Regions from separate parts of the Homo sapiens genome. Here region 1 is linked to region 2. A link is an interaction called in ENCODE POLR2A ChIA-PET data of the cell type or tissue named here. Cell type or tissue: A673. All regions are shown on one strand. Each heading gives the region's core, and the rest is flanking DNA. Links, peaks and the distances in the headings are about the cores only. Region 1 overlaps SWAP70 (switching B cell complex subunit SWAP70). Region 2 overlaps SBF2 (SET binding factor 2).

Region 1 (8,339 bases), core at 156-8,155, 130 kb after region 2:
ACTATAAAAAGTTTCTCTTTTTTTTTAAGACACTGTCTTTTTAAGAGACTGACAGAGAAAGAACTATCCATTAAAAGAATAATGAGATTCCAAATATTCCACGAATGATCGGCTGTTGCTTTAAGAAAGGAGTGAGCAAACAAATTTACAAGAAAAAAAGAAACAACCCCATCAAAAAGTGGGCGAAGGACATGAACAGACACTTCTCAAAAGAAGACATTTATGCAGCCAAAAAACACATGAAAAAATGCTCACCATCACTGGCCATCAGAGAAATGCAAATCAAAACCACAATGAGATACCATCTCACACCAGTTAGAATGGCAATCATTAAAAAGTCAGGAAACAACAGGTGCTAGAGAGGATGTGGAGAAATAGGAACACTTTTACACTGTTGGTGGGACTGTAAACTAGTTCAACCTTTGTGGAAGTCAGTGTGGCGATTCCTCAGGGATCTAGAATTAGAAATACCATTTGACCCAGCCATCCCATTACTGGGTATATACCCAAAGGATTATAAATCATGCTGCTATAAAGACACATGCACAAGTATGTTTATTGCGGCATTATTCACAATAGCAAAGACTTGGAATCAACCCAAATGTCCAACAATGATAGACTGGATGAAGAAAATGTGGCACATATACACCATGGAATACTATGCAGCCATAAAAAAGGATGAGTTCATGTCCTTTGTAGGGACATGGATGAAATTGGAAATCATCATTCTCAGTAAACTATCGCAAGAACAAAAAACCAAACACCGCATATTCTCACTCATAGGTGGGAACTGAACAATGAGAACACTTGGACACAGGAAGGGGAACATCACACACCGGGGCCTGTTGTGGGGTGGGGGGAGGGGGGAGGGATAGCATTAGGAGATATACCTAATGCTAAATGACGAGTTAATGGGTGTAGCACACCAGCATGGCACATGTATACATATGTAACAAACCTGCACATTGTGCACATGTACCCTAAAACTTAAAGTATAATAATAATAAAATTAAAAAAAAAAAAAAAGGAGTGAGAAGAGTTAACTGAGCAGCCTTTTACACAGGCCCTTGGCGTAAGATTATGTGCATTTCATTAGTGCCAGTTTTCCAACCCAACTCCAGGATGACTTCCCTTGATTTTTCTATCCAGAAAGGCCTATCCTGAGGAGCAAAGAACAAACCCTCTCTGCCAATCTGACAGAAAGTCCCTCTGAATCAGCCACAGCCTTCAGTGACTTCAGGAAAGAGGAACACATTTCACTTAAAAATGACCACTAGGCCGGGCGTGGTGGCTCATGCCTGTAATCCCAGCACTTTGGGAGACCGAGACAGGCGGATCACAAGGTCAGGAGATGGAGTCCATCCTGGCCAACATGGCAAAACCCCATCTCTACTAAAAATACAAAAATTAGCCAGGTGTGGTGGTGCGCGCCTGTACTCCCAGCTACTCGGGAGGCTGAGGCAGGAGAGTCGCTTGAACCCAGGAGGCGGAGATTGCAGTGAGCCGAGATCACGCCACTGCACTCCAGCCTGATAACAGAGCAAGACTCCATCTCAGAAAAAAAAAGGGAGCAGGGGGGCAAATTTGTCCATTTCAGGTTCCAAAAACTAAGAGAAAAAAAAATTTAGAATAATAAAATAATTATATTCATAAAATGCCCTTTGCACATTAAGAAAAAGTTAAATTTGTGTGCAGTACTTTCAGCATATTGGATCAGAGCTGTATGTAGAAGTTACATCTGGATTCAAAAGGTTGAAACCATTTTGCTATTGCTTAAATCAGAGTGTGCAAAATAATTAGCTGGAGTTTTTTGCCGTTGTTGTTTTGTGTTTTTTTTGAGACAGGGTCTCATTCTGTCCCCCAGGCTGTAGTACAGTGGTGCAAATGCAGCTCACTGCAGCCTCAACCTCCTGGACTCAAGTGATCCTCCTGCCTCAGCCTCCCAAGTAGACTTTTTTTTTTTTTTTTTTTTAAAGATGAGGTTTCACCATGTTGCTCAGGCTGGTCATAAACTCCTGGGTTCAAGTGATCCTCCAGCCTCGGCCTCCCAAAGTGTGGTGGGTGAGCCACACTTTGTGGTGTATTTTTCAGAAGCTTTGTGAGGTGATTCTGATACATAACATTGGTTAAAAAACCACTGGCTTCAATTATCCAAAATTATCCCTTATTCAAAATATCACTCATTCTATAAACACTAAATAACTAAGACTAGTATTTCTAGAATTATCTGGTTCCCTCTGTGATCTAGTCTCTGCTGTGTCATAATCAACTTCCCACAAAACTGCAGTAATACATATAGCATATTTCACCTGCGAATTCTTTGCACAAAAACAATCTATTAACTCTCAACACGGCTCAAATTATGAGGTGGCTCAAAAAATGTTGAGTGTCATGTAGAACGTCACTCTGGACGTCACATGGCACTCAAACATTCCCGTAGAGTGACTCTTCTGCTAAAATCACTGCCGAGTGGCACTGGAGGGGAGTTCCAAGAACCTGATTAACCTCACAGTGCAGTGAATGTGCACCTGTGGGGCCTATATATGCCTGGCAATATGCTACATGCTTAATTTTCTATTTAGAAAATAATTTTTCCTTAAAAAAATTTAAATTTAAAATCTAAATGTCCAAAACAATTTATTTATTTTTGAAGTCACTTTTGGCAAAATATACAACTAAAGATGGCTTCTTCTTTCTCTTCCTATCTAAAGATTAAAGAAACATCTTTTGCTGCTCCACATGTAAAATGGCAGCCATGGAAAATCTACCCTAGCTCATCTCATAACTGCTCCCCAAAACAGGGGGTCAGAGATCAAAGACTGGACCCTGTGCTGCTACTGTAGTGAATACTTTTTAGTGTTGTCTCCCATCCCAGACACCTTAAATAATGTAAATGGGGCAGCAAAGTAGAAACTGGCAGAGGATAGGCTCAATTTTTCCCTTTGGGAGTCTTCATTTTATTTTGTCCTCCCTGCTGCCATGAAGGCCCAAAATTGAGAATTTTCATCTGCGAACATGACTATCATAAAGTTCTAAGGGGAAAAAAAATCTAGGTTTCAAATACTTTTAAAATTAGGATTTCAAGTAGTAATTACTGAAGGAATGTTACCAATCCTGAATGACCAAATAGAAACTGCATATTTCTTCCTTATTCCTCAAAACCTGACGGCAACGTTGGCCTGAACAGGCCTCTGCCTGCATACCAATGGCCCTCTCTGGTCTGGAGCGTGTTGAAGATGCCAAGCTCTTATCAGAGGTAATTCTGGGTTTGTGGATTTTCTCGAATAAGACTAAGGGTACCTCATCAAACATACCTACCAGACTGCTCTAAAATAGGCCCTTATTTAGCCCCAGAAGCAAGGGTTTCCCAGCGCCTCAGAATGAAAAGAAACACTCCAGCCGGTCGAGTCTCCACAGTCTTTCTAATCTGGACAGCACCTCGAGCTCAGTCACAGCCAGAGCAGAGACACTTCTCCCTCTCCACCAGAGTGTTAGTCATTCCAAGAAACTGTATTAGCCCAGGCAAAGTACATAAAGGCAAAGTCTGCAAACAAATCTGGCACCTGGCCTGAAGCTTCCGCACTGTCTCTTCATCTTGCCGGGCCTGTCTCTCATCTTCAAGAGCCTCCTGCAGCTTTAGGTACATGTCTTCCAGCTCCCGTACTCGCTGTAAATACTGTTCCAGTTCAGAGGACTTTTGAGCAACCTGTTCTTCCATCTGCTGTCTGATCTGTTGGTATAAAAGGGTCTTGTTTAAATGCAGGTTGACTTCTTTCTCAGGGAAAGCCTCACCTCCACCTGAGGGGTTGCCCACAGCTGCAGCCTCAGCCCATCAGGGTGGCAGGACCCTGTCCTTCAATCCTTGAACTTAAAGATGGAGGAGATGAGGGTACCACACCCAATCGCAATAGTGAAAGAGTCTGGGAAGAGCAAATTATAACCCAAATTATGTTCTGCCCTGCTGTATTTTCCATCCCTTCCACTCCACATTTTAAGACTCAAGTCAAGAAAAAAATGTTTCCTTGTGTAATTTCTCTCTAAATTCCTTTCTGTCTTAAAGTCACAATCTTTTTACCAATAGGGTCTTCTCTAAAAGGAACGAACCTTTTCCCAGTCAGAGCAAACGAACCTTTTCCCAGTCTTCTTTAGTGTTACACTAAAGAAGAAGGAAAGGTCATCCAGCATGGGATTCCTCCCACACTTCCCTGGCTGTCTCCACTCCCTGGGGCACCTCCAGCCCTAGAGGAACTCAAGCATTTCAGTTAATCTGTATACGTTAATGGTTTTTCCCTTCTGGATTACAGAGTTTTGAATCCCTGCCTTAAAAATTACAAGACAAGAACATCCTAAATATAACAAACACATTAGCCTATTTCTCTGCAGTTGATAAAATATTTTCACTTGCATTAGCTCACTCTGTCTTCAGAAGAGTCATGAGAGAGCATGTGATAATCCTGAACTTAAAGAAGAAAAAGCCAATGTTCAGTAAGAAGGACCAGAGAGGAAACAAGACCAGACATTCTGGCTGTTTCTCTACATCACATTTGCCTTCCTCTTTTCTCTGAACCACAAACACATCTCTTTCAACTCTAAATAACAAAAAGTGACTAGAGGAAATGTCACATGCATCTATTTAGGCACTGGGCTTAGCACTCTCTGACAGAGTATCACTCAATGTGAGAAGACCTGTGTTCCAGCTAACCAGCTAACTACCTAAGACAACCTGGATCTTGGGTCTCTTGAAGATGGAAGCCTCTAGGATGAACCGGAGCTGCCAAGAGCAACAAATCAGACTCTAGATGTTCTCACAATTTCAGGATCTCACCCCCGCCATCCTTGCTTATTACAGAGGAGATATACCATGGAACCTATGCTTACTTTTTCCATAACTATTTATTTTCCAAATCAGAACTGTTTTGAGAATGAAAAGGAATGTTATTAATAATTATACCAGAATGGCAGGGACTCTCCCAGGCAAACCAGGAAATATAGTCACCCTAACCAAGCATTTATCACATCATTCCACAAATTTCTTTTTTTTTCTTTTTTGGAGACAGGGCCTTGCTCTGTCACCCAGGCTGGAGTGCAGTGGCAAAATCACAGCTCACAGTAGCCTTGAACTCCTGGGCTCAAGCAATCCTCCCACCTCAGCCTCCTAAGTAGCTGGAACTACAGGCATGTACCAACAGGCCTGGCTAATTCTTTTTTTTTTTTTTTTTTTTGTAGATATTGCCCAGGCTGGTCTTGAACTCCTGGGCTCAAGCAATTCTCATGCCTTGGCCTCCCAAAGTGCTGGGATTACAGGAGTGGGCCACCATGCCTGGCTCCATAAATTTCCACTTAGGAGTCTTGAAAACAAGGTTTATGTCTTTTGCCATTACATCTTTGGCACACTGCCTGGCACATAGAAGGTGTTCAATAAACAGATAATTAATGAATGAACAAACATGCAACTTCCCCTACAGCCCATTCCAGGTCAGTAGCAAAGCCAAGCTGATGACATGCCTCACTGTAGCCTCCAGCCCTTCCCTGTTCCCACCGACCCAGGCTGAGCTACTGCAGCTGCTTTCTCCAGCCATGTGATACTCACAAGCTTCTCTCTTTCCAGCTCTGTGCTGAACCTGGCCTGAAGTTCCACTTGAGTCTGAAGGCGTTTCTTTTCCTCTTCTGCTGCACGAGATGCTGCTTCCTCCAGTTTCTAGCCAATCAAAAACCCATCCACAGAAAAGCAGGTGTTAGAGTAGAAGTACATTAAAGAGAGAGAGACAGTCATACTTAAGTACAGGAAAAGCCAAACATTCTTAACATTCAATAAAGATAATAGAATAAAAACTTTTAGCTCCATTAGAATTCCAGTCTAACGATCTGCTGAATCAACATACAAAATAAATTAGGTAAATGAAAGACTATTGATAAGCCTGAACAACATTTTGCAAAGAAAGTTTTAGTACAGTCATTGAATTAAATTCACTTGGGATTGCATTCATGAGATTTTTATTTATTTATTTATTTATTTGAGACTGAGTCTTGCTCTGTCGCCAGGCTGGAGTGCAGTGGCACGATCTCGGCTCACTGCAACCTCCACCTCCCAGGTTCAAGTGATTCTCCTGCCTCAGCCTCCCGAGTAGCCGGGACTACAGGCACACACCACCACATCCAGCTAATTTTTGTATTTTTAGTAGACACGGGGTTTCATCATGTTGGCCAGGATAGTGTCGATCTCTTGACCTCGTGATCCGCCCACCTCAGCCTCCCGAAGTGCTGGGATTACAGGTGTAAGCCACCATGCCCAGCCACATTCATGAGATTTGAGAGCTATTTCTTGAGCTCTTTCTGTACAGTTTTTTCATCTTATACATTATTCATTATAACTTTTACCAGAACCAATTTCTAGAAGGGTGGCATAAGGAGCTCCACAGACCCTTTCCCCAACAAAACAACCATAACTGGTGAAAATTATTGTTAAAAAAACAAAACCTTTAAAAGTCTCTAGAAATTATGCTAAGGACATTCTAAAATGGAGAACATTTATCTAAGAAAATCTAACTCTCAGTAAGAATCGTGAGGGTCTGTGGCATATGATGCACTCCCTCCCCACCCCCACAGTGTCAGTGAGAAGAAAGCTCTTCTCCTGGCAGATGGAACCCCAAACAAGGGTTCCCCTCCCCTCAGCTCAAGCCTAGGGCTATGATACCTTCCTGGGAGGGGCAGGCTGGCTGCCAGAATTTCTCTTTGTCCCCAGCTGCATGTTGCAGAAACTTTATTCCAGGCAAGAGTGGCTGAGAATTAAGAGGAGGCCAGAAGCTCCATGAGAACAACACACTAACACACGGACCAGCTAAAAGTGTTGTTGGTTTGTTGGTTGACTGCTATGAGGTCTCGCTATGTTGCCCAGGCTGGTCTCAAATTCCTGGCCTCAAGTGATCCTCCCACCCTGTCCTCCCAAAGTGATTAACAGGTGTGAGCCACTGCTCTTCCAGACCAGCCAAACGTCTGACAGACAGAACCAGAGAAAGAGACAGCTAAGAAGAGTTCTCATGTAGTAGGAACAAGTCTCAAAGACTGACCTTAAAGACTACATGTAGGCCTGAATTTAAATGATCTCAGACTGTGAGGCAATTCAGGTTCCAGGGCATTATGGAGAACAACAGAACAAAATTAGTGAACTCTAACAGCTGTTGGTGTGGTACCAACAGAGGTGGAAAGCTTAAATGAGAGATCAGAGAAAGACACTCAAAGAGAGCCCTGCAAAAATCAGGGTCTTCGCAGGGTGACTGTGTTCCTGTCCAAGCCTGTGCCTCTGAGGAGCAACAGTCAGAAGCTTCACACTGTGAGGAAAACAAACTTCACTGAAATAGTCCAGCCAAGTCACTAAACAAATAAAGGAGCAAACAACAGCAGGCCTCTGGGGAGAGGGGTGGAATCAGAATCCAGAGTTGCTACCACACATTATCTAAAATGTCTAGTTTTCTACAAGAAATTATGAGACATGCAAAGAAAAAGGAAAGTATGGCCCATATACAGGGAAAAAGCAGGCAACGGAAACTGCCTTTGAAGAGGCCCAGATGGTGGATTTAGCATATGAAGACTTCAAAGCAGTTATAAATATTTTATGCTCAAATAACTAAAGGAAACCATACTTAGAGAAGTAATGGAAGGAATGACAATATACCATAAAATAGAGAATAATAAAGAGATATAAATCACAGAAAAAACCAAATGGAAATTCTGGAAGTAAAAAGTCCCATAACTGAAACGAAAAATTCACTAGAGGGACTCAACAGTATATTTGGGCTACAAGAAAAATCTACTAAAGACAGATCTATAGAAATTATGCAACTGGAAAACAGAAAATAAAAAAGAAGAAAAATGAACACAGCCTTAGAGAAATGTGGGACACCATTATGTGCACCAACATTTGCATAACGAAAGTATCAGAAGAGGGAAAAAAAAGTAGAAAAAATATTTGTGGCTGAAAACTTATCCAGCTTAAGGCAAAACATTAATCTACATATTCAAGTTCAATACACTCTAAACAGGATAAACACAAAGAGATCTACACCCACATACACCACAGTAAAACTGTTGAAAGACAAAGACCAAAAAATAATCTTAAAAGCAGAAAAAGAAAAATGATTTACCACACACAAGGGAACTCCTGCAAGCTTGACAGCTGACTACTCATCAGAAAGTTCTGACTAGTTCTCACCAAGATATTATCAATAGAAGTACAGTGTGACATTTCTAGGCTGGAGCACCGCATTGCCAAACCCTAGAACACTTTTTCTTCCGGCACAGTGAATAGCAACACTCAAGATGGCGGCTGGTCCATCAGCCCG
Region 2 (8,339 bases), core at 180-8,179:
AATGTCCATCAATGATAGGTTGGATTAAGAAAATGTGGCACATAAACACCATGGAATACTGTGCAGCCATAAAAAAGGATGCGTTCATGTCATTTGCAGGGACATGGATGAAGCTGGAAACCATCATTCTCAGCAAACTATCGCAAGAGCAGAAAACCAAACACCGCATGTTCTCACTCATAGGTGAGGATTGAACAGTGAAAACACTTGGACACAGGGCAGGGAACGTCACACACTGGGGCCTGTCGGGGGGTTGGGGATTGGGGTAGGGATAGCATTAGGAGAAATACCTGATGTAAATGACGAGTTGATGGGTGCAGCAAACCAACATGGCACATGTATACCTGGGTAACAAACCTGCACATTGTGCACATGTACCCTAGAACTTAAAGTATAATTTTAAAAAATTATTTAGGTTTAATTAATGATTTCATGTTTAGTTTTTAAAACCTAATTGTTGGCATTTTAAAAATATTATCTCTTAATGAGCATACAAAAATAGGAACAACACAGGAACTTACTTCATATAATACATTTCCTTATAAAACGGTAGAGTATTATTTATTTTTTAAAAACTCTACCTTGATCATCATTGTTGTCATAGAAATACTAATACTTTGTATTGTTATTATGGCTGCTATTTTATCTTGTATCAAGCCTAAGGAAGGTTGTAGCATAGCATTTCAGCACATTCTAGAGCAAAAAACTGTCCTAAATGTAATACAAAATAGAATGAAATAATTGTTAAAGAAGTATAAACAAAGTTCTAGGCCAGGCATAGTGGCTCACGCCTGTAATCCCAACACTTTGGGAGGCCGAGGTGGGTGGATTGCTCGAGGTCAGGAGTTTGAGAGCAGCCTGGCCAACATGGTGAAACCCTGTCTTTACTAAAAATACAAAATTTAGCTGGGGATGGTGGTGGGCGCCTGTAATCCCAGCTACTCAGGAGGCTGAGGCAGGAGAATTGTTGAACCAAGGAGGCAGAGGTTGCAGTGAGCCGAGATTGCCCCACTGCACTCTAGCCTGGGTAACAGAGCAAGACTCCATCTCAAAACAACAACAACAAAGTTCTACTTAAGATAGTGTCATAGTCTGCTTAGGCTGCCATATCGAAATACCACAGAGTGGATATTTTAACAACAGAAATTTATTTTCTCAAGATCAAAGTTCCAGCCAATTCACTTTCTGGGAACGGCTTTCTTTCTGGGTTGCAGATGGCTGCCTTATCACTATGTCACGTGGCCTTTCTTCAGAACGTGGGGCAGTGGGGAGAGAGGGAGAGAGAGAGCAAGAGCAAGAACAAGCTCTCTATCTCAGGATACTAATCCTGTTGGATCAGGGCCTCACCCTTATGACCTCATATAACCTTAATTACTTCCTTACTACAAATATGGGCACGCTGGATGGAGATAGGGTTTCAACATATGAATTTAAGGGGGACACAAACATTCAGTTTATAACACATAGTAAATAAAGAGAGAGCAAACAGGGAGGGCATTTTGAAAGAGGTATCATCTGAATAGGCCCTTGGAGAATGGATTTTAACCACTAGAGATTGGAAGGAGGGATTCCAAGTAGATGAAACAGCTTGACCAATGTCATGGCAGGGAGAAAGCAAAGAGTATGTTTAGTACACAGAGCATTCAACTCGTTCAACTGTGGGATACACCTACAGGAGTGAATAGTATTCAGGAAGTTGAGAAAGGGAGGATGTGACCAGATCGTTTAATACCTTATAAAACATCTGATGCTGGCTTCAGCACTGCTCCGTCTAGCTGTATGACCTTTGTTATGTTTCTTTTCTTCCGTTTATCTTGGCGTTCCCATGTATTAGTGAAAAAAAAAAAATCTCTGAGGTTTATTCTAACTCAGTGAGTTTACACTTAATAACAAGTTAAGTGATTTAAGTTTAACGAGTGTTATGTGTTTGTGTGTGCCTGCATACTTTCACATTTGTGTCTCACACCAGCAGATGTGCAGCTTCTGCAAATTTTTGATAATAGGCAGAAAAATCTATTTTGGCTTCCTAAGTTGAATTTCAATTTCTCCTACCCCTCCATGAATTGGGAAGCTTATTCAGCATATTCCAAGCACCCAAACTGGACCTTGCAGGGAGGATTGACCAGGCAAATAGAGAAGATATATGGCTGACCCTGCCTTGTTCCACACCCTTTTTTCCACTTCACTGGCCCTGTTATTTTCTCCTGCTTTTGACTTCATTTCCCTCACAACTGGTCTTTCTATCCTGTTATGGAAACTTAATCCCAAAGCCTTCTTTCATATTCGGTTATGGACAATTAGGTAAAGGTATCCTCAGGCCTGCAGTAACATTTGTTTTGTATTAGGAAGTAGGCCTTAAACTGTACAAATGAAACATAAATAGCAAACCACTAGACATTAATAAAAAGAGGAGCTCGTGGGTAGGAGGAAGGTGGATTTTATGATGTTCCTAGAAGCCTTAGAAGTGAGAAATGATCCTCTGGAGCTTGAAAACCATCTGCAGTCCTAGAACAGTTTAATGTAACTTTATAGCTATTTATTCTTAGCACTGGATCTGTCTTGGTTATTTTTAACCAGATAATTACTGCTGTTTACTCATTTTCTAGAATTCTAGGCATAATTATTGGCTTAACCATGCAAATACTTGGAGAACTTTGTGACCCAGTCTATATGATTTGATAGATAATTCTTCCTGGGAAATGGCCACTAGGTAAACAGCTTGTCTCTCATTCTAGAGGCTCAGTCTTAATCAATCTTTCCAAAATAAATACAGTCTATAAGTTGAAGAGCTGTTTTCCTCAGTAACAGAGGCATATTTCTCCTCAATAAATAAATGTTCTTATAATCAGCTTACAATGCTGTTTTTCTTCCAATAATAGGTTGGTCTCCTTTCTCTTCATATAACATTTTAACTTTTTGTACTATTGGCTCTTCAAGGTTGATAGGTTAGTCTACTTTTAGCAGATGTACATGCAAGTCAAGAGGTGTTATTTTAATAATAAACTTAAGCTAGGAGCTTAGGTGACTTATCCAATAATATTCTGTAAGTCAGAGCCTCTTCAAGGCCCAGCCCCATATTTACTGCTTTGTAGCCTCTAATTTGTGTAGGCAGTACCTCAGTGAATCACACTGGCTGGCTGTCACTCATTCTCAGAAGACCACAGCATCAAAATAAAACCCTTAGAAAGTGTAGGCACTGAAGTAACAGTTACAGTTTAAATGCACCCACAGTTGACTATATCATGGAGGCATCCTACAATTTGAGTCTTTATTTGGTCATTGACAAGAGTCTTAAGCTTTTTAGTCAAAATGTCAGTGAAATTTGGAAAATTGGGCCCCTAAAAGATATTGATTTTCTTGTTTATAGGAAATGCTTTTAAGACTTTGCTTTTTGTATCTCTGATAATTTTTTTAGGGGTCTCTGGAAAAGTTGAGTAGATAGAAACTAAGGAAAGAAGAGACATACTATAAAACTGTAATTCAGTAGTACTGTGATTTCTGCCTTCATCTAGTAAGAAGTAGAAAATAGTGTAAGGAATAAGTTTTTACTTAGATTCACTATTATGTACTTGGCAATAAAAATTCAAGTTAAAAATGACTTAGAATGAGAGCTTCCTAATTATGTTTTTTTCTAGATTCTCTTTGTCATTAGTCTCTAAGATAGTAATAATATCATGCAGATTTAATGAGAGGATTTAAACTCTAAAGCTCAGTCACACAAGGAAAGAAATATGCTCTTTTTTTTTTTGAGACAAAGTCTTGCTCTTGTCTCCCAGACTGGAGTGTAGTGGCTCAATCTCGGCTCACTGCAGCCTCCATCTCTTGAGAGACCACGGGTTCAAGCGATTCTCTTGCCTCAGCCTCCCGAGTAGCTGAGATTACATGCGCCTGCCACCAGGCCCGGCTAATTTTTGTATTTTTAGTAGAGACGGGGTGTCACCATGTTGGCCAGTCTGGTCTCGAACTCCTGACCTCAGGTGATCCACCCGCCTCGGCCTCCCAAAGTGCTGGGATTACAGGCGTGAGCCACCGTGCCCGGCCAGAAATATGCTCTTTCAAGGGACTTACTTTTGTCTTTTCTTTAAATCCTAATATAGTGCTGAACTACTAAATGAAAGCTCTTTGGAGCTAAATAATAGCCAACTTTCTAGGTATATGCCTCCTCACTGCTCATGCAGATCCCTAAAACTGCTCACTGTTCCTCTACCTAGGCAGATACTTCTATTTCCCAGTTATCTATGTCTGCCTATGTGGGTTTCCTGCTGTTGTACCATGACCTTGTGCAACTATGCTGCTGCCCCCACTATCCCTTGAGCCCCTGGCTGCTGCTTCTGTTTACTAAATACATATTAAGTGGATCTTCTTACTTTCATGTGCTAGAGCTGCCCTGAAATGAAGTTAGCAGCATACACCATAATCTTCTTAGCTTTGTTTCCATAACATATCTTTTGAATTCTCAGACTGTGGTGAATGACTATAACCACCATTTGTGGTTGTGAACCAATATTTTTATGCTGTACTAATCCATATCACTTTAAACCTTTGTGACAAACTACATAGAGCATTTTTTAGTAACTTTTTTTTTTTTTTTTTTTTTTTTTTGAGACAGAGTCTCACTCTGTCGCCCAAGCTGGAGTGCAGTGGTGCGGTCTTGGCTCACTGCAACCTGCACCTCCCGGGTTCAAGCGATTCTCCTGCCTCAGCCTCCTGAGTAGCTGGGACTACAGGTGTGTGCCACCACGCCCAGCTAATTTTTTGTATTTTTGGTAGAGACAGTGTTTCACCGTGTTAGCCAGGAAGGTCTCGATCTCCTGACCTCATGATCTATGGCATATATGTATACATTTCAGAAATATAAAGATTACAGTTTATTACAAAAACAGAGGTCCCTGTTCTTCTTTTATGATGTACTTTTCAGACACAACTATGTTGAACTCTGAATTCAGAGGTTTCTTTTGGTTATTTGGCTTAGCATTTATTATTATTATTTACTCGAACTCCTGATCTCAAGTGATCTACTTGCCTCAACCTCCCAAAGTGCCGGGATTACAGATGTGAGCCATTGCACCCAGCCAAAAATACATTTTTTCCATAGTACTGCCATTTTATATTCTTTTCAGCAGTGTATGAGAGTTCCAGTTCCTCCGATCCACACGTCAGTGTTTGTCATTTTAGCCATTCTTGTAGATATGAAGTAGTAGGTTATTGTGATTTTCATTTTCATTTCCCTAATGACTAATAATATTGAGTATCTTTGCATGTTTGTATTTGCTATCAATATATCATCTCTGGTGAAATCTCTGTTCACGTATTTAGACTTTTTAATTTTTACTTATTTTTTTCTTCAACCTTTATTTTAAGTCCAGGGGTACATGCAGGATGTGCAGGTTTATCACAGAGGTAAATGTATGCCAAGGTAGTTTGCTGCACAGATCATGCCACCACCTAGGTATTAAGCCCAGCATCCATTAGGTATTCTTCCTGATGTTCTGACAGGCCCCAGTGTGTGTTGTTCTTCCCTATGTGTCCATGTGTTCTCATCTTTCAGCTCCCGCCTATAAGTAAGAACATGCAGTGTTAGGTTTACTGTTCCTGTGTTAGTTTGCTGAGGATAATAGCTTCCACCTCCATCTATATCCCTGCAAAGATCATGATCTCATTCCTTTTCATGGCTGCATAGTTTCCATGGTGTATATATACCACACTTTCTTTATTCAGTCTATCGTTGATGAGTATTTGGGTTGATTCCATGTTTTTACTATTGTTAATAGTGCTGCAATGAACATATGCATGCATGTATCTTTATAATATACTGATTTACATTCCTTTGGGCGTATACCCAGTAATGGGATTGCTGGGTCAAATGGTATTTCTGCCTTTAGATCTTTGAGGAATCACCACACTGTCTTCCACAAGGGTTGAACTAATTTACACTCCCACCAACAGTGTAAAAGTGTTCCTATACTGTGCAACCTCACCAACATCTGTTGTTTTTTTACTTTAATAATTATCATCCTGGCCGGGCACGGTGGCTCATGCCTGTAATCCCAGCACTTTGGGAGGCTGAGGCAGGCGGTTCACGAGGTCAGGAGATCAAGACAATCCTGGCTAACACGGTGAAACCCCGTCTCAACTAAAAATACAATAAATTAGCTGAGCATGGTGGCGGTCACCTGTAGTCCCAGCTACTTGGGAGGCTAAGGCAGGAGAATGGCATGAACCCAGGAGGCGGAGCTTGCAGTGATCCGAGATCGCGCCACTGCACTCCAGCCTGGGCAACAGAGTGAGACTCATCTCAAAATAATAATAATAATAATAATAATAATAATAATAATAAGCGTCATCCTGTCTGGTGTGAGGTGTTATCTCATTGTGGGTTTGATTATCATTTCTCTAATGATCAGTGATGGTGAGCTTTTTTTCATATGTTTGTTGGCCACATGTATGTCTTATTTTGAGAAGTGTCTGTTCATGTCCTTTGCCTACTTTTTAATGGGGTCTTTTTTTCTTGTAAGTCTACTTAAGTTCCTTGTAGACTCTGGATATTAGATCTTCGTCAGATGGATAGATTGCAAAAATTTTCTCCCATTCTGTAGGTTTTCTGTTCACTCTGATGATAGTTTCTTTTGCTGTGCAGAAGCTCTTTAGTTTAATTAGATCCCATTTGTCAGTTTTGCTTTTGTTGCAATTGCTTTTGGTGCTTTCATTATGAAATCTTTGCTCATGCCTATATCCTGAAAAGTATTGCCTAGATTTTCTCCTAGGGTTTTTGATAGTTTTGCATTTTACATTTTAGTCTGTAATCCATCTTGAGTTACTTTTTTTTTTTTTTTTTCAGACGGATTCTCACTCTGTTGGCAGGCTGGAGTGCAGTGGCGTGATCTCGGCTCACTGCAACCTCCACCTCCTGGGTTCAGGCGATTCTGCTGCCTCAGCCTCCCAAGTAGCTGGGACTACAGGCGTGCGCCACCACACCCAGCTAATTTTTGTATTTTTAGTAGAGCCGGGGTTTCACCATGTTGGCCAGGATAGTCTCAATCTCCTGACTTTGTGCTCCACCCACCTCAGCCTCCCAAAGTGCTGGGATTACAGGCATGAGCCACTGTGCCCGGCCAGGTTAATTTTTGTATAAGGTGTAAGGAAGAGGTCCAGTTTCAATTTTCTGTATATAGCTATAAGCACCATTTATTAATTGGAAATCCCTTCCCCATTGCTTGTTCTGTCAGGTTTGTCAACGATCAGATGGTTGTAGGTGTGTGGTCTTATTTCTGAGTTCTGTATTCTGGTCCACTGGTCTACATATTTGTTTTGGTACCAATACCATGCTGTTTGGGTTCCTGTAGCCTTGTAGTATAGTCTGAAGTCAGGTAGCATGATGCCTCCATCTTTGTTCTTTTTGCTTAGTATCATCTTAGCTATTCAGGCTCTTTTTTGGTTCCATGTGAATTTTAATATAGTATTTTCTAAATCTGTGAAGAATGTCAATGGTAGTTTAATGGGAATAGCATTGAATCTATAAATTATTTTGGGCAGTATGGCCATTTTCACAATACTGATTCTTCAAATACATGAGCATGGAATGTTTTTCCATTTGTTTGTGTCCTCTCTGATTTTTTTGACCTGTGGTTTGTAGTTCTCTTTGAAGAGGTGCTTCACTTGCCTTGTTAGCTTTATTCCTAGGTATTTTACTGTTTTTATAGCAATTGTGAATGAGAGTTCATTCATGATTTGGCTCTCTGCTTGCCTGTTGTTGGTATATAGGAATGCTACTGATTTTTGCACATTGATTTTTGTATGCTGAGACTTCGCTGAAGTTGCTTATCAGCTTAAGAAGCTTTTGGGCTGAGACAGTGGGGTTTTCTAGATATAGGACCATGCCATCAGCAAACAAAGATAATTTGACTTCCTCTCTTTCTATTTGAATACTCTTTATTTCTTTCTCTTGCCTGATTGCCCTGGGCCAGAACTTCCAATACTGTGTTGAATAGGAGTTGTGAGAGAGGGCATCTTTGTCTTGTTCCGGTTTTCAAAGGGAATGCTTCCAGTTTTTGCCTATTCAGTATAATATTGGCTGTGGGTTTGTTATATATGGCTCTCATTATTATGAGGTATGTTCCTTCAATACCTAGTTTATTGGCAGTTTTTAACATGAAGGGATATTGAATTTTATCAAAGGTCTTTTCTGCATCTATTGAGATAATCATGTGGTTTTTTTCTTTAGTTCTGTTTATGAGATATATCACATTTATTGATCTGCATATGTTGAACCGTGACTAGCCTGGCCAACATGGCGAAACCCTGTCTCTACTAAAAATACAAAAATTAGCCAGGCATGGTGG

Evidence for each region. ChIA-PET counts read pairs that join two places held together with the same protein. Peaks named below come from ENCODE experiments on the same cell type or tissue, not always from the same donor. Only the 100,000 strongest peaks of a DNase experiment are listed, where the experiment ranks them.
Region 1: POLR2A ChIA-PET joins it to region 2 with 12 read pairs; 2 of 35 experiments call an interaction of 5 or more read pairs at or near these places.

Annotation. Positions count from the first base shown.
Region 1 is chr11:9,735,572-9,743,910 of GRCh38, reverse strand. SWAP70 (switching B cell complex subunit SWAP70) reads right to left here. Exons shown (of 12, transcript NM_015055.4): 8 at 5,591-5,698; 9 at 3,564-3,730. Among named protein-coding and RNA genes, the nearest start is that of SBF2-AS1, 19 kb to the left of the region's middle. RefSeq lists an enhancer at 3,336-3,455. In A673, for the core only: no CTCF peak of the experiment used is centred there; no DNase peak of the experiment used is centred there; H3K27ac peaks cover 355 bases.
Region 2 is chr11:9,869,469-9,877,807 of GRCh38, reverse strand. The region is part of intron 17 of SBF2 (SET binding factor 2); the gene reads left to right. All of the region lies in intron 1 of LOC101928008 (a long non-coding RNA gene), which reads right to left. Among named protein-coding and RNA genes, the nearest start is that of LINC02709, 110 kb to the right of the region's middle. In A673, for the core only: no CTCF peak of the experiment used is centred there; no DNase peak of the experiment used is centred there.